Regions from separate parts of the Mus musculus genome. Here region 2 is linked to region 1. Evidence: chromatin loops called from intact Hi-C (ENCODE). Cell type or tissue: gastrocnemius. All regions are shown on one strand. Links, peaks and the distances in the headings refer to the core of each region. The heading gives the core; the rest is flanking DNA. Region 1 holds the start of Dnajc24 (DnaJ heat shock protein family (Hsp40) member C24). Region 2 holds the start of Eif3m (eukaryotic translation initiation factor 3, subunit M).

Region 1 (11,008 bases), core at 942-8,941:
ACGGAATGCTGACTGACACAGTATCCAACTCATAACACTAAAACATAAGCCTAAAGTGCAAGAGTATACAAACTCATTCATACAGCTCCCTTTAGGAATGGAGTTGTGGCCCAGAACAAAGCAAGTTGTCTGTGTGAAACTTTAACAAGATTAACTGGTTCCCCAGTACCCTTCCTCATCACAAGGCCAGGTATCCACTCTCTCCAACAAAGTAGAAAACTAGAATTTTACTGTGTACATAAAGACTAATGAGGATCTAAACTCAGGAATACTAGTCACTGTGTTAGGGGTTAGGATAAATGCTGTACTAAAAAACAAAAAGGAAGGAAGGAGGGAAGAAGAAAGGGAGGGAAACAGAGTACTAGGAAACCAAGTTACCAAGTCATCAGCAGGTATTTAAGAATTCCTTTCTGGGGAGCCAAATGCTAAAAAGGAAATGTTGTTGAATGGCGTCATTGACCTCACTGAAGGAACACCTCTGGTCACGTACACAAAAATTAACAATGAGCCCTACTGTTTCACTCTTACATATGATCACGATCCATCAATTACATAAAGAAGCCTTTGGGTTTTTGCTTTGGTTATTTTTGGGTTTTTGTTGTTGTTGTTGTTGTTTGGTTGGTTGGTTTTTCAAGACAGGGTTTCTCTGTGTAGCCCTGGCTGTCCTGGAACTCACTTTGTAGACCAGGCTGGCCTCGAACTCAGAAATCCGCCTGCCTCTGCCTCCCCAGTGCTGGGATTAAAGAAGTGTGCCACCACGCCCAGCTAGAAGCCTTTGTAATAAAAAGTATTGTGGGGGAAAACCCAGAACTTGAAGGAAGATAAAGAAAACTTTAATTAATTTTTTAAAAGATATTGTGTTGCTGAAATAATAGAAAGAAACCTCTCAAAAATAATTAAATAAGACAGAAAATAAAAATGAAAAAATAAAAAAGCAAAAACTTGGTGACATAGGTATTAAAATATAAATTTGCCTACATTTATTGAATATTTATCTGTATGCCTACAACATTCCAGAGATTGTTTGTAACAGGAGATACCTCAGAAAAATATTATGCCCTGGAATACAAGAAAAGACAATGAATGAAAGGTGAATGTGAGCTAAGCTAGACCAAGGCTGCTGATCAGGTCCTGATTTAAACTTAGAGACTTGTGTACTGGAAGGGGGTGCTATTAACTATGCCAGAATAACAGGCACAAACCAGAACTCCTCTGGGGAAACTAGGATTTGGCCATCTTAGCAATAAACCAAAATGATGTTTTATAATTGATTGAAGCTTTCAGCAAGGGAGATGTTAGTGCTGCTCCTGGACAATGGTGATTGCAGTCGAGAAGGGGCAGACCTTCTGATGGAAGAGAGGAACTTGAAAAATGTAGTAGAGCCATCTTTGGTGAACAGTTTTCCCACAGAATTCAGAGATGGAATCAGCTGACAGAAGTCGGGTTAACCAGATGAGAGAGAAAGATGGAACATTCCAATTCAGATAGGAATACTCCAGAAAGAAAGCCAGATGTCTTCAGTACCATTACTTCTAGACTATTGGTAAAACCACAGAGGAACACATCAACTCATAATTCTTCCTTTACTTTTGTAAAATAGAGAGCTGAAGAATAAAAGAGCTGAGGCTTCCACAAAGCCTACTGAACTAGCACAATCTCTATATTAAAAATTATAAATACTGATGAGATAAATTAAAAATTATTTAAGTGTGTAGGTGAAAGACTATAATGTATTCATATAATCAAAGGCATTGCTAATAAGGTATCTATTTTGCTAGAATGGATATATATTAATAAAATTTTATAAAGACTCAGCCAAAACTGTTTTTGTTAGAATCTTACAAGTTGTGCGAGCAAGTGCTAACAAGATGGTTCAGTAGGTTTTAAAAGTATTCACCACCACACCCAAGGACCTGAGTTTCATCTCAAAGACCCACATGACCCAACTCTCTCATGTTGTTTTCTGATCTACACACACACACACACACACACACGCACACACACGCACACGCACATGCATACAGGCAGACACATGCACACGCATGCATACACACTCTTTAAAAAAGAATGTAAGCAAACAAAAACACACTCAAGAAGAATGATAGAATTTCAAATAATACCTAGAACTAGACCCGCACTGCCAGCACAGGCTACTGGAGAAAGAGTATGTTTTCAGCAAAGGATGTCAGAGGGACTGAATCTCCATACTGAGAAAAATTAAAGATTTAACCACTGATCCTGGTCTACATAAAAGGCACATGTCTATCAGTAAAACAAACTATAAAGTTTCTAGAAGACACAGGAGAATATTTTCATGACATTAGAGAAGACATGCAAAGCAGTAAACATAAAACAACAAAGCCAAAATGTATATTATGTAATAAAAACAAAAAAATTTCTATACTAGAAATATAGAAATATATTTCTAGTATATATTTCTATATTTCTAGTATATAAAAATATATATGTATATGTATATGTGTTTGTATATATATATATATATATATATATATATAAAACTTAGTAGTAGACAGACAAAAATTAGACCCACTATATTGTTAATGTGCATATAAAGTGGACATCCACTTTAGTCTTGACAAGTAGGACCACACAGAGCCTTCTCATTGCTTAATTAAAAGACAACATGGAAGAACTTCCAGGTCTAGCCAGTCAATTCTCTAGCATTATCTTACAATTAACTAAAGTACAAGAATGATTTAGTATAAGGAAAATTTTCAACAATATGTACTTGATGTTTCTGATCTTAAAAGTTCCAAGGCAGAAGGTACCAAAAGTTCCCTTACTCTCTATTCCCTAAGATTGAGATTTCAGATGGCAAGATACCTTTTCCAATAAACAGAGCTTGGGCAAAGTACCAGAGATCATATTTGACATAAACTAGACCAACAATGCTGTGCAAATATTGATTCTTTATCTTTTCTTTGTAAAGTGAAGTAAGTGGAGACTATTACAAGGTAACTGATCCTGTCTTAGGAACATCATAGTATCGCTGGATACATTAATGCAAGCAATTAAAAAGTTCTAGATAATTTATATACCACAATAATTATCACTGAAAAACATTTTCTAAAGGCTTATATTATCACTATACAACAGAACTATAATCTAGACTATTAAATAAATGCTGCACATACATGTTAAACACAAGCAATATTAAAAACATTTTGATATTATAAATGCCAGAATGGACGGGAAGAGATGAGCACAAAGTCCCACCTCTACCTGAGGAGATACTGGCATCTGATAACTGCAGTCAGAAATGTCAGTTTTCTTTGAAGGTCTGACTCTTAGCAGGTGGACCACACATGAGGGCAGTCCACACACCCAAGAGTATCTGGGCAACACAAACTGGACTCAGTGGGTTGGGGAAGTAGGGAAGGGAACTCAAATTTGGGTTGGTAAGGGAGGTGGAATTATATCCGGGATAAGGGAAATAGAGATGATCAAAATTGTATGAAGCTCTCAAAGACTAAATATATTACTTAAAATTTTAATATTACTGTAAAACAGGCACATGCATTCTGTTCATCAGCCAGAACATAAAAAGTATTATCATTCTAATATATAATCAGTGTAAAAAATTTTAATTTCTATGTTCTTAGTTTTACCAAATTATCAAAATCCAGAGAACAGTCTATATAACACATTACAACTTTTCTTTTTTTTTTTAATATTTTTTATTATTACGTATTTTCCTCAATTACATTTAGAATGCTATCCCAAAAGTCCCCCATACCCTCCCCCCCACTTCCCTACCTACCCATTCCCATTTTTTGGCCCTGGCATTCCCCTGTACTGGGGCATATAAAGTTTGCATGTCTAATGGGCCTCTCTTTCCAGTGATGGCCTACTAGGCCATCTTTTGATACATATGCAGCTAGAGTCAAGAGCTCCGGGGTACTGGTTAGTTCATAATGTTGTTGCACCTACAGGGTTGCAGATCTCTTTAGCTCCTTGGATACTTTCTCTAGCTCCTCCATTGGGGGCCCTGTGCTCTATCCAATAGCTGACTGTGAGCATCTACTTATGTGTTTGCTAGGCCCCGGCCTACAATTTTACACATAGAATATTACACATTTCAAGTGCTCACTAGTATGGTCGTGGACAGTGGATTTCAACACTTATTAAGTAAAAACGGTTTTAGAGACCCAACATGGATTATTTCAGTCAAAATTATCTGAGACGAATAGAGAAAAGTAATCCAGGTTCTGAGAGTGAGAGAGTCAGGGGATTCTAACTCAGTCACTACCATGCTATCCCACACCTAGTCAAAATCCTTTTCCTCTACTACAAAAATGTTCAAATGAACAAACAAATATCTAGATTCCTATTGATGGAAATGTTTTGAAGCTTAAATTTCTGGTCGCACTGAAAAACAAAAAAAACTGTTTTCCCCACCATGATTTCAAATCTGAAAAGACTTACCAGTAATATGAGTTTCTGATATTTTTGTTTTAGGTCTGACATATTTGCAGATGGGTCTGCACCCAGAATGCTGTACCAATCCTTTTTGAGTGTCTGCTCCAAAGCCATCAGCGTCCTTTGACCTAGAAGGGAGCCTTCTCTGATGACCTGCAGCAGAAATGTTACAGCAATTCATTACAACCAGAATAAAGAAATATTCCTCCTAGATTCCTTACTACTTGAGTAAATTGCAAGCCCAAGAAAGTCTATATTTCCATTTTAAATGTCCCATAAATGCCATGTACAAGGATACAAGGATATAAAGATACTGAAAACCTATTAAATATTTCATGGAATATGCATATCACCTAAATAAATTTACAATGTTATAAAAAGAAATTGATAATGAGCCTGGGTGATGGATAGGCTTCTAAGAAGCGCTGACACCATTGCATACACTAGCAAGACTTTGCTGAAAGGACCCTGATATAGCTGTCACACAGAAGTGGATGCTCACAGTCAGCTATTGGATGGATCACAGGGCCCCCAATGGAGGAGCTAGAGAAAGTACCCAAGGAGCTAAAGGGGTCTGCAACCCTATAGGTGAAACAACAATATGAACTAATCAGTACCCCCCGAAGCTCTTGTCTCTAGCTGCATATGTATCAGAAGATGGCCTAGTCGGCCATCAGTGGAAAGAGAGGGCCCATTGGTCTTGCAAACTTTGTACAGGGGAACGCTAGAGCCAAGAAGTGGGAGTGGGTGGGTAGGAGAGTGTGTGTGGGGGGGGAGAGGGGTATGGGGAACTTTGGGGATAGCATTGGAAATGTAAATGAAGAAAATACCTAATTAAAATTTTAAAAAGGTATTTCTTATCTAATGGCAAAACTGGCATACAGGTGCTCACTAAACACACAGGAGCTTAATAAGTATGTATGAAACGAACAGATAAAAGGAATGGAATACCAAAGAAATGTTAAGGACATACATAGTTCCTGAATTTCCCTGGTTCGCTTCTTTCTTCTAGAGTAAAAATAAAGACGCACAAAATGACAGCACCGCACGGGCTCGGGGAAAGGGGAGTCCTCTTGCTGGGGCAAAGATCCTCACAGCCCATAAAGACGTTGCTCCCGAAGCTATGCACTCCAGGATGCCACAGTCCTCCAGACTTTAGAAACCAACTCACCCTGAAGCAGCCGCAGCTTGGCGGACACGCGGCGTCCACAGGCAGGCGTCCGCCCCACCGAGGCTGTCCCTGCTGATGCCTTCCCCTGGCTCCACACAGCGTCAGACTTATGGCGCTTCACTTTGGAGCAGGAGTCCACTTGCTGCGGCAGCCGGACGGAAAGCGGAACCCACTTTCTTTTCCGCCGGAAGTTGGAGTACAGCGGGAGTACGTTTCCAGTCGCGCCCTAGTTGTTGGTGCACATTACTGAAAGGCCCCGCCTCCAGTCCAGACGCGGCCGCTATGGTAACGCGTCGGGATTTCTGAGGTTTTGTCAACAGTGAGAGGTACGCAGAGAAATGCCTTTCCTCAATTTGCTCTAATTCTTCCTTTGCCCCGACACCACGATTGTTGCATCCCTCTACATCTCCTAAGGTGCACCTTCATCCTAGGTTCCTCTTACTTTACCTTGAGCAACTCCGGTCCTATTTGTTTATACTGGGGACGGGCAGTTGGTGATAAGGATGAGGATGGCTAACAAATTATGCCTAATAATTTCCGTTAAACCTGAACAACTGACTTAAAATATTTTTTAACTGCAAATCCTTTCCCATTTTCTATCTCTTTGTCGCTTTCGCTTCATCCCAGTGAGACAGCTGCGGAAGATGTTGCTAGAACTATTTTGTAGATGAGGAAACAAATCAAGGACAAAGGCCGGGTATATAATTATCCAGGTGTAGAAACAGCGTTCTTAACAGAATGAACTGTGCTGTTGTGTTCTGTCTCTCTCTCTCTCTCTCTCTCTCTCTCTCTCTCTCTCTCTCCCCCCCCCCCCCCCATTGTATCTGGAGATGAGAATCATCTTAGTTTTGAGACCTTAATATGATCTCCCTTGGCAATACAAAGTAGTTTTGGTGTTGCTACTTTCTTAGATGTACTTTCCCTTTTGTCTTATTTCTTCCAAATATCAATTCAAGAAGCACCAAAGATAAAATTAGGTAGGAAATATTCTAATAGGATAAATTATTTACTGTAATGAGCATTGCATGACGTAAGGAAAAACTGCAGAATGATACAGTTGACTTTAAAATCTAAATATAAAAGCACAGATTGGGTTCTCCAATGGATAGATTTTGTCATGTTTAAAGCAAAGACCATTATACAGTGGCAGGATCTAGCTTCATTCCTGGGCTTAGAAAACTATGTGTGTGAGCCTACCAAAATGCATAGTGAGTATTGTGAATCTCTCCCTGTACAATATTATAAGAAAGCCCCCATATACCTTACCTAGCCCTCAAATAATCCTTCTTGACCCTTGTCTGTATACAGAAATATGTTCAAGAAGTCCAATTTTGAGAACAAAAGTTTTGATATACTATTCCATCAGGTTATTGTGTAATTTATTTTCTTTAGCCAGTTTGTTTGATGTTTTTTCATATGAACTCACAAATGCTTTTCATTCTCATCTCCAAGAATTCTAGCATTGTGCACTAAATGAGATGAACTTTTTGCTTTATCTCCAAGGTGTCCTTGGTCAACCTAAGCTGTCAATATTTAATTGATATCATCCAATAAATACATTCTCTTTAACTTTCTCTGTTTCAAAGATGTCTTATCGGTGGTTTGCTTGGGTATGTATTCAGACACTTGAAACATTGAGTCTGGTGGTTCTGTTTCTGAAAATATATTTGGTAAAACTCACTTCTTCACAAACAACTTATTGCTGTTGTTGTGTTTAGTTCATTGAAAAAAAAAACAGATGGCTTGTCTTATAATCCAAATAATTAACATTTGAATAAACTCCTCAAGATGGCTCTGACATGGATCACTAATCATTAATTTCCATTTTAGAACAACATCATTCAATAGAAATATAGCAAACCCCAAATTCAAGCTCTATGTGAGACTTTGAAAATATTATATTTGACATCCAGAATAGTTTCATTATAAAATGGAATAATGTAAATTAGCACCTCTCAGTCTGGACTACCTATTTTCAGTTTCAATAGCCTCATATCATTAATAGCTACAACATTGAGCAAAGCAGGTTTAGAGAATGAAGTCATAACTCTTTTCCAATTGCATTGATTTTTACTGTCCATGCATTTCTATGTGTGGGTATGCCACAGAATGTGCTAGAGGTCAGAGTACAACTTATGGGCATCAGCTTTCTCCTTCTACCATGTGGGACCTGAGGACTGAACTCAGCTTGTCAGAATTGGTAGCACTTGTTTTACGTTCTGAGTTATATCTGCCTCCTAAAGTCCTAGCATTTTATTCTGGCATTAATTTACCTTCTATAGTAGTTGAATCATTAGACAGTACTTCTTTCAACTTCTATGGCAAGTTGTATAAAATACTCATTTGTAATCTTCCAATTCCGTGATGTATTATTGTCTCTAGAGGTATGTATTGAAACTGTTTCCCCCGTGGAATTGCCAGCCTTCTGGAGGAAGAAACCTTTCTTATTTGACAAGCTAAGCACTGGAAGCTGACTTGCTTCACATTTCAAGTTTGAGTGATGGGTTTCTAATCTGGACAAGGTCATACTCCAGGGACAGAGACCCAAGGCCTAGTGGACTAGGGGATGAGAAGATTAAAAGGGTAGGAAATCTGATGTCAGGAGGTCTTGCACAAACTATGTCTTATACCAGTCAATCTTATTAAGAAGTACAGTATCTTATATATGGTTTTAAGGGAGATGGGACACACTTAGCAGAAAGCTATCATACAATAGGATGAAGTCAGCAGGAAGCTTAACAAACAATATTGCACAAAGGGGACAGGCTATCTCAAGTGAATCACAAGGACCTTGGGGCTGATAACCACCGCCTTTTTTCTGGGTGGGGTTAGTTGATTTCTCAGGAAAACCTCTGGTCCTCTAAGACCATGTCTCCATGTTATTACTGGCTCTGCCAAGCATATTCATGGTTTTAGACAAGGAAGGATCTTCCTTATCCACAATCAGGGCCTAAAGAAAGAGGTCCCAAGACCCTGGTTCCAAACCATTACTTGCTCTGCCAAGCATGTTCCTAGATTTAGTTCCTCCTCAGGCCTGGAGAAAACCTTGCATCAGCTTGGTTTCAACAAGCTTCTAAAATAGGTTTGTTTCTTACTAACTTATATTCAGAAGCAAACTTACCCATCACAAACATAAATATAAACCATTGGGTTGGAATGATGGTTCAGTGCTTAAGATGTAGCCTACTAAAGAAAACACTGTACTCATTTAGAGTACTTAGAAGAGGAATTTGTCGCAAATGAGGAATATCGAATGGCTGAGAAACACCTAAAGAAATGTTCAACATCAGGGAAATGCAAATCAAAACAACCCTGAGATTCTGCCTCACATCAGTCAAAATGGCTAAGTTCAAAAACTCAGGTGACAGCAGATGCTGGCGAGAATGTGGAGAAAGAGGAACATTCCTCCATTGTTGGTGAGATTGCAATCTGGTTCAACCACTCTGGAAATCAGTCTGGCAGTTCCTTAGAAAATTGGACACAGTATTACCTGAGGACCCAGCTATACCACTCCTGGGCATATATGCAAAATATTCTCCAAGATATAACAAAGATACATGCTCCACTATGTTCATAGCAGCCTTATTTATGATAGCCAGAAGCTGAAAAGAAACCAGATGTCCTTCAACAGAGGAATGGATACAGAAAATATGATATGTTTACACAATGGAGTATTACTCAGCTATTAAAAACGATGAATTCATGAAATACTTAGGCAAATGGATAGAACTAGAAAATGTCACCCTGAGTGAGGTAACCCAATCACAAAAGAACTCACATAATATGCACTCACTGATAAGTGGATATTAGCCCAGGAACTTAGAATACCCAAGATAAAATTTGCAAAACACATGAAACTCAAGAAGAAGGAATACCAAAGTGTGGATACTTTGTCCCTCCTTAGAATGGGGAATAAAATACCCATGTAAGTAGTTACAGAGACAAAGCTTGGAGATGAGACAGAAGGAAGGACCATGCAGAGACTGCCCCATTCGGGGATCCATACCATAATCAACCACCCAACGCAGACACAATTCCCTATGCCAGCAAGATTTTGCCGAAAAGGCCATGATATAGCTGACTCTAGTGAGGCTATGCCAGTGCCTGGCAAATACAGAAGTGGAGCTCACAGTCATCTATTGGATGAAACACATGGCCCCCAAAGGAGGAGCTAGAGAAAGTACCCAAGGAGCTTAAGGGTTCTGTAACCTTATAGGAAGAACAGCAATATGAACTAACCAGTACCCCCTGAGCTCCTGCCTCTAGCTGCATATGTAGCAGAAGATGGCCTAATTGGCCATCATTGGGAGGAGAGGCCCTTGGTCTCACAAAAATTATATGCCTGGTATTACAGGGTAATACCAGGGCCAGGGAGTGGGAGTGGGTGGGTTGGAGAGCAGGGTTGGGAGAGGGCATAAGGGATTTTGGGATAGCATTTGAATTGTAAATGAAGAAAATATCTAATACAAAATTGTTAAAAATAAAAAAAGAACACACATGGTATGCACTCACTGATAAGTAGATATTAGCCCCAAATCTCTGAATACCCAAGATACAATTCCCAGACCACATGAAGCTCAAGAAGAAAAACCAAAGTGTGGATGTTTCAGTCCTTCTGAGAAAGGGGAGCAAAACATTCATGGGAGCAAATACAGAGACAAAGTGTGGAGCAGAGACTGAAGGAAAGGGCATCCAGAGACTGCCCCACCTGGGGATTTATCCAATATACAGTCACCCTTTTGTGGATACCAAGAAATGCTTCCTGAAAGGAGCCTGATATAGCTGTCTCCTGAGAGGCCCTGCCAGAGTCTTACAAATACACAGGTAGATGCTTGCAGCCAACCATTGGACTGAGTGTGGGGTCCCCAATGGAGGAGTTAGAGAAAGGACTGAATAAGCTGAAAGGGGTTGCAACCTCATAGGAAGAACATCAATATCAACTAACCAGACCTCCCCCCCAGAGCTCCCAGGGACTAAGCCACCAGCCAAGGAGTACACATGGATCCAGCTGCATATGAAGCAGAGGATAGCCTTGTCAGGCATCAATGGGAGGAGAGGTGCTTGGTCCTATGAAGGCTTGATAGATGCTCTAGTTAGTGTAAGGGAATCTAGGGCAGGGAGGTGTGAGTGGGTGTATCGGTAGAGGAACACCCTTATAGAAGCAGGAGAAGGGGGATGGAATAGGGGGTTCCCAGGAGGGGGAAACCAGCAAAGGGGATAACATTTGAAATGTAAATAAAGAAAATATCAAAAATAATAATAATAAAAGAAACCCTGACTAAGACAAATTGGTACCAGGATAATGGGGCATTCCTGTGAAAACCTGACCCTGTTTTGGGGAGGACCATGGAAGGACTTTGGAACTTTGAGGTAGAAGAGCCATTGGGATGTTAAGAG
Region 2 (11,008 bases), core at 883-8,882, 990 kb before region 1:
TTCACATCAAAATCATATCCTTATTTTTCTTAAACAGTATGAAAATATTTGCAATGTACCACATAACAAGTGAATTCATCTTGCTAATACTAGCACTAAAAGCTATGGTGAAATTTGTGTAAGGAAATTAACTGAAGAATGGTGGGTTTTGTTTTTGTTTTTGTTGTTGTCATCATTGTTAGAAGTATTAAACACATAAGAAAAAGCTAGGTAAAGCAGCCAGGGCTAGCCTTCATTTAAACTGCCAGACAACATGGCTGACTGTCTGCAGGCACCTAAAGCTAGGATACTGAGTAGACGGTATTTTGGCCAGTGGGTTTGAGGAGTTGAACAGAAAGAAGCCTTTACACCAACACCTTGCCGGAACCCAAGAAGAAAGAACTCATTTAATTCTGCAGTTCTTAGCTCAGAGCAACTTCTCTTTCTCAGAGCCCACACCACCTCTTAACAAAAACGACAGCATCACCCTGGAACCATCGAAACATTAAATAACCTCATCTAACATCATATACAGCTTTGGGGTTTACAACTGTTTTAGAACACATTCAATTTTTCCTTTCTGGAAAGTTTAAAGATGAGAACAAATTTTATTTATTTATTTATTTTTTAAGACAGGGACTTATGTACCCCAGACTGGTCCTAAATTCACTTTGTATACACCTCAGAGGATGAATCCCACTGCCTCCCCAGCACCAGGATCAGAAGCCCACCCACCACATCTGGTTTTAAGTGGTTCCGGGTGTGTACTCGGGGCCCCACTCCTCCCAGCTCTCTACTAACTACACCACATCTCCAGCTCTCTAGTTATGCTGCTCAGTTAAGTCTTTGCAATTACTCAGGAGCTAAAGATTTCTGATGCTGTGGAGAACAAGGTAAAAACAACTAGCTCAACTTATCTTCAAGAAACACGCCCATCTACTAGAGCTGGGAGTCAGCGCAGCGCTTCGGAATACCTTTTCTTACAATCCACGAGCGCCTCGTAGAGCAGTCTGAGGAGGGTGTGCTTCTTTTCAGTGGTGAGCTTCCAGTCAGAGATCCACTTTCTCACCTGCACCGCGATTGAGGGAAGGAGAGAATGTATTAAGAGAGATGAGGAGCACATATTCAGTTTAGTGCACTCAGCACTAAGGAGGAGCAGGAAGATGGGTTCAAGTTCATCCAGAACTACACATCAAGTCTGAGTCCACCGGGGGCCACACTTCCCAAAGGAGAAACAAAGACAAAGTTGAGGGCACACAGAGCTGCTCCTACCTGAGTTCCCACCTAAGTAAGCTTCACTTCCTACAAGCACAACACTCACTTGATCCAGCTCCGTTGGGATGTACTGGATGGCCCCACATGATGCCGCCACTTTGATGAGGCTGCAGTACACTGTGTACCTCACAGGAGTATTCTTGTCCATCCCATGGAAAAGGTTGCTGAGCCTGGTTAACAAACAACCAAAGTACTAATTGAGGTTATTTGCTCTCACCACAAATACAAGGCAGCACTAATAATAACTTCATCTAAAGAGGGAACTGGGGCACAGAAAGGTTGAGTGACTGCCCAAGACAGAAAGCTGCTGACAGTCCAATTCCAGAATTCCTGCTTCTAACAATCATAATTTATACCATACAAACATCCCTCTGAATGCTGTATCTTTAAAAAAAAAATGTACTTTTATTATTTAAAATTTTGTATATGTGTGTGTGTGTGTAGGTGCACAGGTGCCAGCAGAGACCAGAAGTACTGGATCTCCAAGAGCTGGAGTTAGGGGAAGCTGAGCCATCTGACACGAGTGTTGGGAACTAAACTCAGGCACTCTGCAGAGCCATTTCTCCACCTAGGTCTTGCAGTCTAAAACTTACAACTGTAGTCTCAGAGATGGGCGTTCGCCTTCCCGAAACTTGACCAGCTTTTCACACAGACTTTCAATCAATGCTTCTTGCTTGTCTGGTTCCAGGATCAACAGGAGGGACACCACACTGTTCATCACACTTTCAACATCTACATAGGCATCAAGAGCACAGTCAGCAGACACAACCTTCAGCGCGTCCAATCTGGCACACATTTCTAGTATTTCAATACAAAGATGCTTAAAATACATAGCTTGCCTACTGTGAAAGTTAGAGAACACCTTGATTTCAGGGAGAGCTTTAAGACTACAGCATCCATGAACTCTCACCTCACCAGCACCACTGTAGCGCCAGCATTTACACATCCACGTTTTCTTTATGATTTCCATTGGCATAATACACAATCATCTTGAAATTACTAGCTGGATTTTAGGTCAGGAGGTCTCAACAACTGAAGAAAACTTTGTACCTCATGTAGAGAATTATTTAGAAGTGAATGGCTGTTATATTCCTGCTGCTTAACTCATTTTCAAGTATTAGAGATATTAATCGCTCTAAAAATTTAATATTTAAACTTTAACAAATATTTCAGAGTTCACAGTACAGAAACTATACTGACTATTGAGAAGCTGTATCTCAATGGGCAGCAGCTGAACAATTAAATATTAAATTAAATATTACTTGAAATAACACCCTCTTTGATGTCCATCCAAACGCTTCAGTTCATTTTAAAACCATCAACATCAAGTATATGTACAAACACACACACTTTTTCCGTTTTTTTAAAAGGTTCCCCCAGAACGGCTTACTTTATAGGTCTAACAGAAAAAAACCCTGAAATTATATGAAAATATTACATTTAAAACTAACTGAAAATATTTAATTGAAAAATATCTTCATAATTATTTTTGATTGTATTCTTTCCCTTCTACATTGCTTAAAAATCTTAAGTCTCAAACCAAAGCATATAACTGACAAGAAAAACTTTAAGGTAGAGAACTTGTAAGAAATATTTTGTAGAATGAATTAAAACAAACCTTTATCATCTTCCTTCAGACACACATCACAGGCTTCAATAATCTGAGCTAAATCTACATGAAGTCCACCTTCCGAGTTTTCTTCTGAGAGCTCAGCTCCTTTTGATTTCAGATAAGCTCGAAGTTCAGCAGCCTATGAATCAAACAGGGTTGCTAAATCTCTAGATCCACTTGTAAAAATCAAGTTATGATAAAACACAAATATCAAACTCATCTGCCCTGCTTCCAAAGTAACATGCAAGTGCTAACTAACTACCCTCCAATTGTGTTGATTCCCTCCCTCCCTCTACAAAGTCCACGCAGACACATAGTTCACAAAGATCATATTCAGTTTCCTGCCACCTGTATCCACTGGACTTCCAGTCTATAGCAAATGCTTTACTTATTTCATTTAAGCGGTCTCCACTGGGAGGGATGGGGACTAAAGATACATCAATCTGACTTGGCAAAGTTGAAGAGGTTTTTTTCCCCCAGTAAGTGAAAATTTTATAGCTGTCAAATGTATATATAAATAGCACTACTAAAATCACAGTCATCATCCGGACAATAGTCTATTCATTTGCTAATAACTTGAGAACCATTTGAGACAAGCATTTTGGGAGATACCAATATAAAAAGATAATGCCTGTCAGTGCAGCCTGCATGAAAGTGTATGTGTATCAAATTGTCTATCAATGCACTGTATAACAAATATCTTAAAACATAACATCACTCTCAGAGGCAGAAAGCACTTTTGGTACTATCAAAATAACTACTAAAATAAGTCATTTGGATGTTTCCTACTTTACTCTCTAGTTAGGATCTTTAACAACGTTTTTCCTTCGATGGTTTAACATTCATGCACTGAAACAGAAATGTAGATGACTTAAAGCTAACAGAATAAAAACTTAAAGAATCACAGTATAAAGCGTTCCATTAGAAAATGCACAGGTGCCAGGGTGAGGTGGTGGGCAGGGTGAGGTGACATATAACTGTGACCACAGCACTTGAGGCAGAGGCAGGGGGATCTCTACAGGTTCCTGGCCAGCCAAGGTTTAACAAGCCATAGTGAAACACTTCCCAAATATCAAAACAAGAAGGGGGTTGGGGAAAGAAAAAGCACGGATGTCAAATTGTCTGGACAAAGCCAAAAGAGCCTTGGGGAAAATAACCAACATTTTTAATCCCACAAATGTGTTTGGTGACCTCAGAAACCTAACAAACCCTTAGGTCTGATGGAATTATTTTTCCAAACAATAGCATAGTAATTTTATACAGAAGATGGCATGGTATTATAAAAAAGATATTTTGAAAACTCAAGTGTCATATTAGAAAAAGCAAAATAACAGCAGAAATCATTCTTTTTCTTTATGACACAAATATATAATCTAACCAAGATGTAAAGAAAGCATTTGTTCACTTCCTGCTTTACAAATCTTTTTCTAAGAATTAGTTAAGTTTAATGTTTTTATATCATTCTTGCTGACAACAAGACACTCTACAATATGGCCAATGCCAAGGCTCTATTCAGCCCCTGGCCTGAAGTACCTTTTTGGTAAATACTAGTCAATGCCTGGGAACTCTAGCTTCCTCTGCTGTCAAATACTCTTAATGCGGCATCTTTCTATGTGTGCATAACTTCCTTTCTTCTCCTGTGTAACATATGGAACCCCAAGTTTCTGTCAGTGGGTATTATAAAAGCGTATGCATGCTCACGAAGAACAGTTTGGGTTGTAGAAAATTAAAAGACTGTCATCCCAACAATTAACCTCCTGTTACAGAAAAAGGAGAAGCCATCTGTCCTGTACACCCAGGTGTAAACCCCAATTAGTGAACTTCAAAGTGTCCAGGATGGCCCGCCAGATGCTCCTGCCTCCCAGCCGCCTGGGAACAGAAAACGCGAGCCAACTAGTAAAATGCATGCCACCGTCGCCTGTGGCCGCGGAAGGCCCGCATTCACACGCTCAAAGTTGCTCCTGCGGGCCACACGCGAACTTAGCAGACGCTGGTCCCTGTCCCCGAAAAGTTCTGGGTCGTCATCGACGACTGCGGACGAGCCCTGGCGCCCACCGGGCCCGCATCCGGACCCTCGGCCGCGCACGCGCCGAGACCCAGGTCAGGAGAGCGCGCTCCCCCTCACGGGCTCCGTCCCGGGAATCCCCCGCACCCGTTGCCCCGAGGGCCCAGCATCGTGCACCTGGTCTTCCTCGCTGATATCGATGAAGGCCGGGACGCTCATGGTGAAGGCCGGGCTGCGGAAGACGCTCCGATCCAGAAACACGCCGACCGGAAAAGAGAGCGGTGCCGTACAGGGTTACGCACAACCGCTTCCGGGTCAGCCACAGAGGGCGGGCCTCGTGGGCGGGGCCCACAGTACTACTTCCTCCCCGCGGGCCTCTGCTTCAGCTCCTCGCAGGCTCCTACCTGAAATCTTCCCCTCTCCCCGGAAACTTAGGTGGGTTGGGCTAAAGTGTCCTCTGCCCGCCTGCTGCCTGCGGGTCACGGAACCCTACCTGGGCCAAAGCTTCGGGAGCCTAGAGAGCTCTTGCTGCCTCTGAGAGCTTTCCAGGTGCCCCCTGTCCCTAAAGCCTTGGAACTATTTTTTTTTTCCCCTGTGTTATGCTTCCCAGTTTGCTGGTCCAGTTGCTAGGCCATGCTCCTTGCTAAGTAAGGGTGACTAGTTTTCAAAGAATGCTCCCACTTAATTAATAAGGACTTATCCAGAATACACAGTGCCTCAGTGTATGTTAGGGATTGACTCCAGGATCCCTCCTCTAAGGATTCCAGAATCTATGGGGCTCAAGACGCTTACATAAAAATGGCTTAGTTCGTGTCTATATAACCTCCTGTGTACTTTAAGTCATCTCCAGGGCACTTAAAATAGCTAATCCAATGTAAATTCTATGTCCTCTGTTTTCTAGGGAATGACAAGGTCTGCGTATTCAGCACAGATATTTCTCCAGAATATTATAGTCTGCAGTTGATTGAACCTGGATGCAGAACTTGGAGCCATGAAGATCAAGAACATTGTAAATGCAACAATAAGGGGGAAATGCAATTAAAAAGTGGGCTGAAAAAGTAAAAACAGACTTTATTAGAGAATATACACATGGTATCCTCAGTTGATAGAATGTCCCCAATAAATGGCCTGTCAGGTATTTTCTTCCTTAATGATTGACATGGGAGGGCCCAGCCCACTGTGGGTGGTGCCACCCTGGGTAGGTGGCCCTGAGTTGCATTGAAAAGTAAGCCAAGCTAGCCACAAGGAGCAAGTCAGCAGGCAGCGAGCAAGCCTCTGCTTCAGTTCCCACCTCCAGGTTCCTGCCTTGGGTTCCTGCCATGACTTTCCTCAGCGATGGAGGTTAACCTGAGAGTTGTCAGATGAAATGAACCCTTTTTCCCCAGGTCGGTTTTTGGCCAATATTTTATCATAGCAATGGGAAGCACACTAAGACAATCTTCCTGGAGTACTGGGTTACAATGTGGAATGAGTGTGTGTGGGGGGGTACGTTCTCAAGGAAGAAAAGGAAGAGAGACTGGTTGAAAAGAGGGGAGCAGATTTCTGAGGGGGGAGAGGAGAGAAGAGAGGGTGTAAGAGGAGAGTGGGGCGCTGAGCCAGAACATATTTATTAGAATGGTCTTCTCAGAATTTCAGGAGGGAGAAGATACCCAGTGGTCCTGTAAACACACTAATATACTAGTTAACTAGGCCAAGGCCCGGGCACTGAAGCTGGAGGGCAACCCTTGCTCATCATCACAGCAATCTTTGCTTTGAATTTTGAAAGGTGACTTTTTTTTTCTAAGATTAATACTTTTCAACCTTGCTTTCAGCTTCTTTCCCCTTTCTTGATGGAAATTTGTTTCAAATGTTAATGTTGCCAGCTTTTTCTTCAGTATTTTATTTTAACTCATCAATAAGTCTTTCTTTAAAAATACATATATTTTGTTGAACATTTTAAAACCCTATTTTAATATTAGCCCCGTCCCTTACTCGCCCCTTTTTTCTGATTTCCTTTATTCTATGACTTTGTGAAGTAAAAGAGGTGACTTCAGGGGACTTTTGAGAAGGAGGTTTCAAAAGGATAGAGACAAAATTATTTGAATCTTTAGATATTTACTCATTCGCTAAAAACATATTGATCTCTCTGACAAAATTATGTACCAGCAGGTGGTTGACCTTCCAGAGAGAACAAAATTAAAGCATGCAACTTATTTATTGTTTATGTTATTGTGATGGAACCAAACCCAAGGCTTTGTGTGGACTAAGCAAGCTTTCTATCACTAAGGGATTAACTGTCATATTAAGGTTTTAATTGCCATGATGAAACACCATGACTAAGAGCAAGTTGGGGAGGAAAAGGTTTGTTTGGCTTCCACTTCCACATCATTGTCCATCACTGAAGGAAATCAAGACTCTAGCTGATGCAGAGGCCACGGATGCTGCTGCTTGCTGGCCTGCTTTTCATAGCTTGCTCAGCCTGCTTTCTTGTAGAGCTCAGGACCACCAGCCAGGGATGGCATCACCTACAATGGGCTGAGCCCTGCCCCACTGGTCACTAACGGAGAAAATGCCTTACAGCTTGCTTGCAAGCCCAATCTTATGGAAGCATTTTCTCAAAGAAGGTACCTGCCTCTCAGGTAATTATAAATTGTATGACACTGACATAAAACTAGCCAGCATACTCCTTTATAATTTTTCAATGACACTTTTTGTCAAATTCATTTCTTAATTGAAAAAAGACCCTAGCATTATTTTTCGTTAATAAAATGTTTTCTGATAATCTTAAGGTTTTTCTTTAAACACAAATCTGCCTTAGACAAATGGTACAAGAAGTACTATCTACTATATGACAGGAAGCATTCTAAATGCTTAAAAAAAAAAGTTTAGAGTCAGTTGAAACTGGGGTTAGCTGATGCTAACCTATGCCTGATATAAAATGGGGTCACTGGTATGTTAATAGCAGTAAAGAGTCACCCCTGCTGATAACCACACATACAACCTTCACTACTATATTATCCTTCTTGAGACTTTCACAAACTGTCCTCAGAACTTCCCAAAACAGAAGGAGCTGAAAGTTCAACAAAACCCTATATATTCTGAAAGGCAAAGCCATTTTTCTAGCTGATGTGGCTGTTTGTTTTCTTTTGAGGTGAGCTCTCACTAGTCCAGGTTGGCCTTGAACTCAGTGTGTAACTGAAACTGATCTTGAAGTCCTGACTCCATTGTTCCTACTTTTTTTGAATTACAGGCATACTTTTTTATGTGTGCACTGGGGACTCGAACTCAGGTCCTTGTGCTGGCAGAGCAATTGCTCTTACACACTAAGCTATTTTCCTAGATCTCCTTTTATTTTTAATTCTTTATTCTTTCTGATTAAAAATTCTGGAAAACTTGGATTTATCACACCTGCTTCCCTCTGTTTGGGGAATGTGTGTATGTATGTGTGTTGGGGTGTGTGTGTGTGTGTGTGTATACACATACGTGTGAATGTGGTGTCAAGGGGATAACTTCTTCTACTGCAGGGTCTGGGAACTGAACTCAGGTCTTCAGGCTTGCCAAGTGTTTCTACACACCTTGCCATATCACAGTCAGGCCCTCTTTAATTTTTAAAAGGCACCACTTTACTTAGAAATGGACTCTTCTGCGCTTGTCTTTCTTCTTATTTTGATGTATAAACCATGACTTTGATGGTGGAAGCTGCAGAAATCCAACCGAAACCTAGCAGTGATCTTGAAGGTAAAAGTCACGGTGGCAGGGAAAGGTGGAAGGGGCTCAGACCCTGATACTAGGAAGATGCTGTGCCAACCACGACTGCCTCTCTTGCTTGTTTAATGTAGGAGGAAATGAACCTCCATCTTGTTTTCATGTGCTATTACATGGGCTTTGCCTCACAACAAAGGAAACTAATTTTGACTGACTCAGGAAAGTTTGAACTCTGAAGTCATCACTTTGAAAATAAAAGGCTTGTTTATGTAAGTGCATGTTACTGGTTTTTTATTGTGTATATTTATGGTGGGAATCTTGATCTCCCTTAGCCGTTGTCATGCAATGTTGAATTCAGAACACTACTATCCTTTTAGGATCTCAGAGTTTTACAGCTAATAATTAAGTTTTATACTAGCGAGGCAGCATACGATTACAGTGACTTTATAGGGAAACAAATAATGTTGAGTTCAGCTGATTGGCGCCTTACCGAAATAGATTACACATGAGCCATGACAGAACCGGTGCAGAACTTGACATCCCACACATACAGACCACAGAAAGTACCATCTTCCCAGTAGCCTGCATAAGAAGGGAACCGCCTCAGGCTCACCTCTTCATGTCACATGACATAGCCAGTCTTGGAAACATTTATGAATCTGTTGGGTCTGAAGAAGACATATTTATCATTCATGTTTTTAAAGTGACTTTGAAAAGGCATGCGTAGCCCAGTGGGAAGAATTTGCTGTTCTCGTCAAGAGCTTTAGTGACAGCAGATGATGCAAATACAAGAGATTTATACACCAGTCATTTTTAAATGTTAGAGGAAAAATACCTTATAATTCCGAGCTCCTATATGAGCGGCACCAACCATAGCCTTGCTCTGCTTGAATTCGTCAAGGTTCTCGGGAACAGCACCGAGAGGACGCATGCGTAATTATAGGATGTGATTTATTGGATCAGCCTTCACCACCAAAGGCTGGGGAGGCTCCTGATGGCTGTCTACAAGTTGGAGAGTTGAGGAAACCAGGGGCTGCTCAGTCTGAAGAGCGAAAAAGTGGAGAGGGCAGTGTTGCCTGGAAGCTGAGGGAATCTGCAAGCATGCTGAGGTAGCTGCAGCCGGAATTCTGCAGCGGTGGCAGACACAAAGGCCTCAGCGAGCACTAAGGATCCAGCGTCCTCATCTGCCTCCTGACCCATCTGGGCCTGTGGCCTACTGCACAGAGGCCACTTGCAGTTAGGACTAGGTCCTTCCCTCCTACTCAAGAGCCTGCTGGCCTTATTGCTTTCTTAAAAGTTGTGTGTGTGTGTGTGTGTGTGTGTGTGTGTGTGTGTGTGTGTGTGTGTATGTGTGAGAGAGAGAGAGAGAGAGAGAGTGAGTTAGAGAGAGAAGTAGATCTCTCTAAGTTTGAGACCAAGGCCAAGGCTACATAATGTATAAGATCCTATCTCAAAAACAGAAAGGAAAGGAAAATGAAAGTAAAGAAAAAATTATTTAAAGTGAACCCACACATTCAGAGGCAGCTGCTATCAAGAGAGAGAAGAATGCACCAGCAGATATTCCTAACTGGGGGTTGGGGATGGGTAGAGCTACCACACCTAAAAACTTCTGTTTATCTCTTATTTTTGGTTGTTGGTGAATTTGTTTTAAAAGTGGAGTGTGTGAGCCAGGAAGTGGTGGCCCGCCCACACCTTTAATCCCAGCAGAGGATGCGGAAGCAGCAGAGGCAGAGTTCAAAGCCAGCCTGGTCTATAGAACAAGTCCCAGGACATCCAGGACTACACAGAGAAACCCTATCTTGAAAAGCCAATAAATGAGTAAATGAATAGATGAATGAATGAATGAATGAATGAAATGTGTGAGCTCCTTACCTGTTACAGAATATGTACTTTTAAGCCTTTGTATTGAAGTATAACATATGCTCAGAAAGACACACAAAAGTGTAGCATACTGTGAGTGAGTCACCATGTCTGCACTGATAATAGCCATGTAAGATGCAGGATGGTATTTTGGAAAACAGTTTGGCAGTTTGGCATGGTAATTCTGTCCATAGGTATAGATCCAAAAGAACTACAGAGACTTTTTCATACAAAAGCTGGTGCAGTAGAGCTGAGGTAGTCGCTTTGTGGTAGAGATGAAACCCTGAGTGCAGTTACTGGGACTGAAAATCAATCAATCAAAAAAAACAAACAAAACAAAACAAAAAACAAAAACTTGAGCCACATGTGTACATGCATGTTTATAAATGCATTATTTGTAAAGGACAAAATGTTCCTACATAGTAGCCACTGACCATCATTTGGTAGATACAAAAACATAGCATATTTGCACAATAGAATATTATCAATAAAAAGAAATAAAAGACCCACACGCTATAACAGACACGAGCCTTGGTAATTGTGTACTAAATGACAGATGCCTCTAATACGTGAGCCTTGGCGGACATTTAGGA

What was found. Peaks named below come from ENCODE experiments on the same cell type or tissue, not always from the same donor. Only the 100,000 strongest peaks of a DNase experiment are listed, where the experiment ranks them.
Region 2: it touches region 1 in a loop (4-fold over the local background); 3 of 42 quality-filtered maps call a loop at or near these places.

What each region holds. Positions count from the first base shown.
Region 1 is chr2:105,997,483-106,008,490 of GRCm38, forward strand. It overlaps Dnajc24 (DnaJ heat shock protein family (Hsp40) member C24), which reads right to left and starts at 6,067. Exons shown (of 5, transcript NM_026992.3): 1 at 5,612-6,067; 2 at 4,447-4,593. The coding sequence starts at 4,554. In gastrocnemius, for the core only: a CTCF peak has its summit at 5,722; a DNase peak (open chromatin) is centred at 5,801; H3K4me3 peaks cover 1,954 bases; H3K27ac peaks cover 1,066 bases.
Region 2 is chr2:105,011,898-105,022,905 of GRCm38, forward strand. It overlaps Eif3m (eukaryotic translation initiation factor 3, subunit M), which reads right to left and starts at 5,130. Exons shown (of 11, transcript NM_145380.2): 1 at 5,049-5,130; 2 at 2,873-3,005; 3 at 1,848-1,986; 4 at 1,301-1,424; 5 at 954-1,048. The coding sequence starts at 5,090. It overlaps Gm38521 (predicted gene, 38521), which reads left to right and starts at 5,224. Exons shown (of 2, transcript NR_165821.1): 1 at 5,224-5,306; 2 at 5,773-8,828. In gastrocnemius, for the core only: no CTCF peak of the experiment used is centred there; a DNase peak (open chromatin) is centred at 5,194; H3K4me3 peaks cover 2,268 bases; H3K27ac peaks cover 1,525 bases.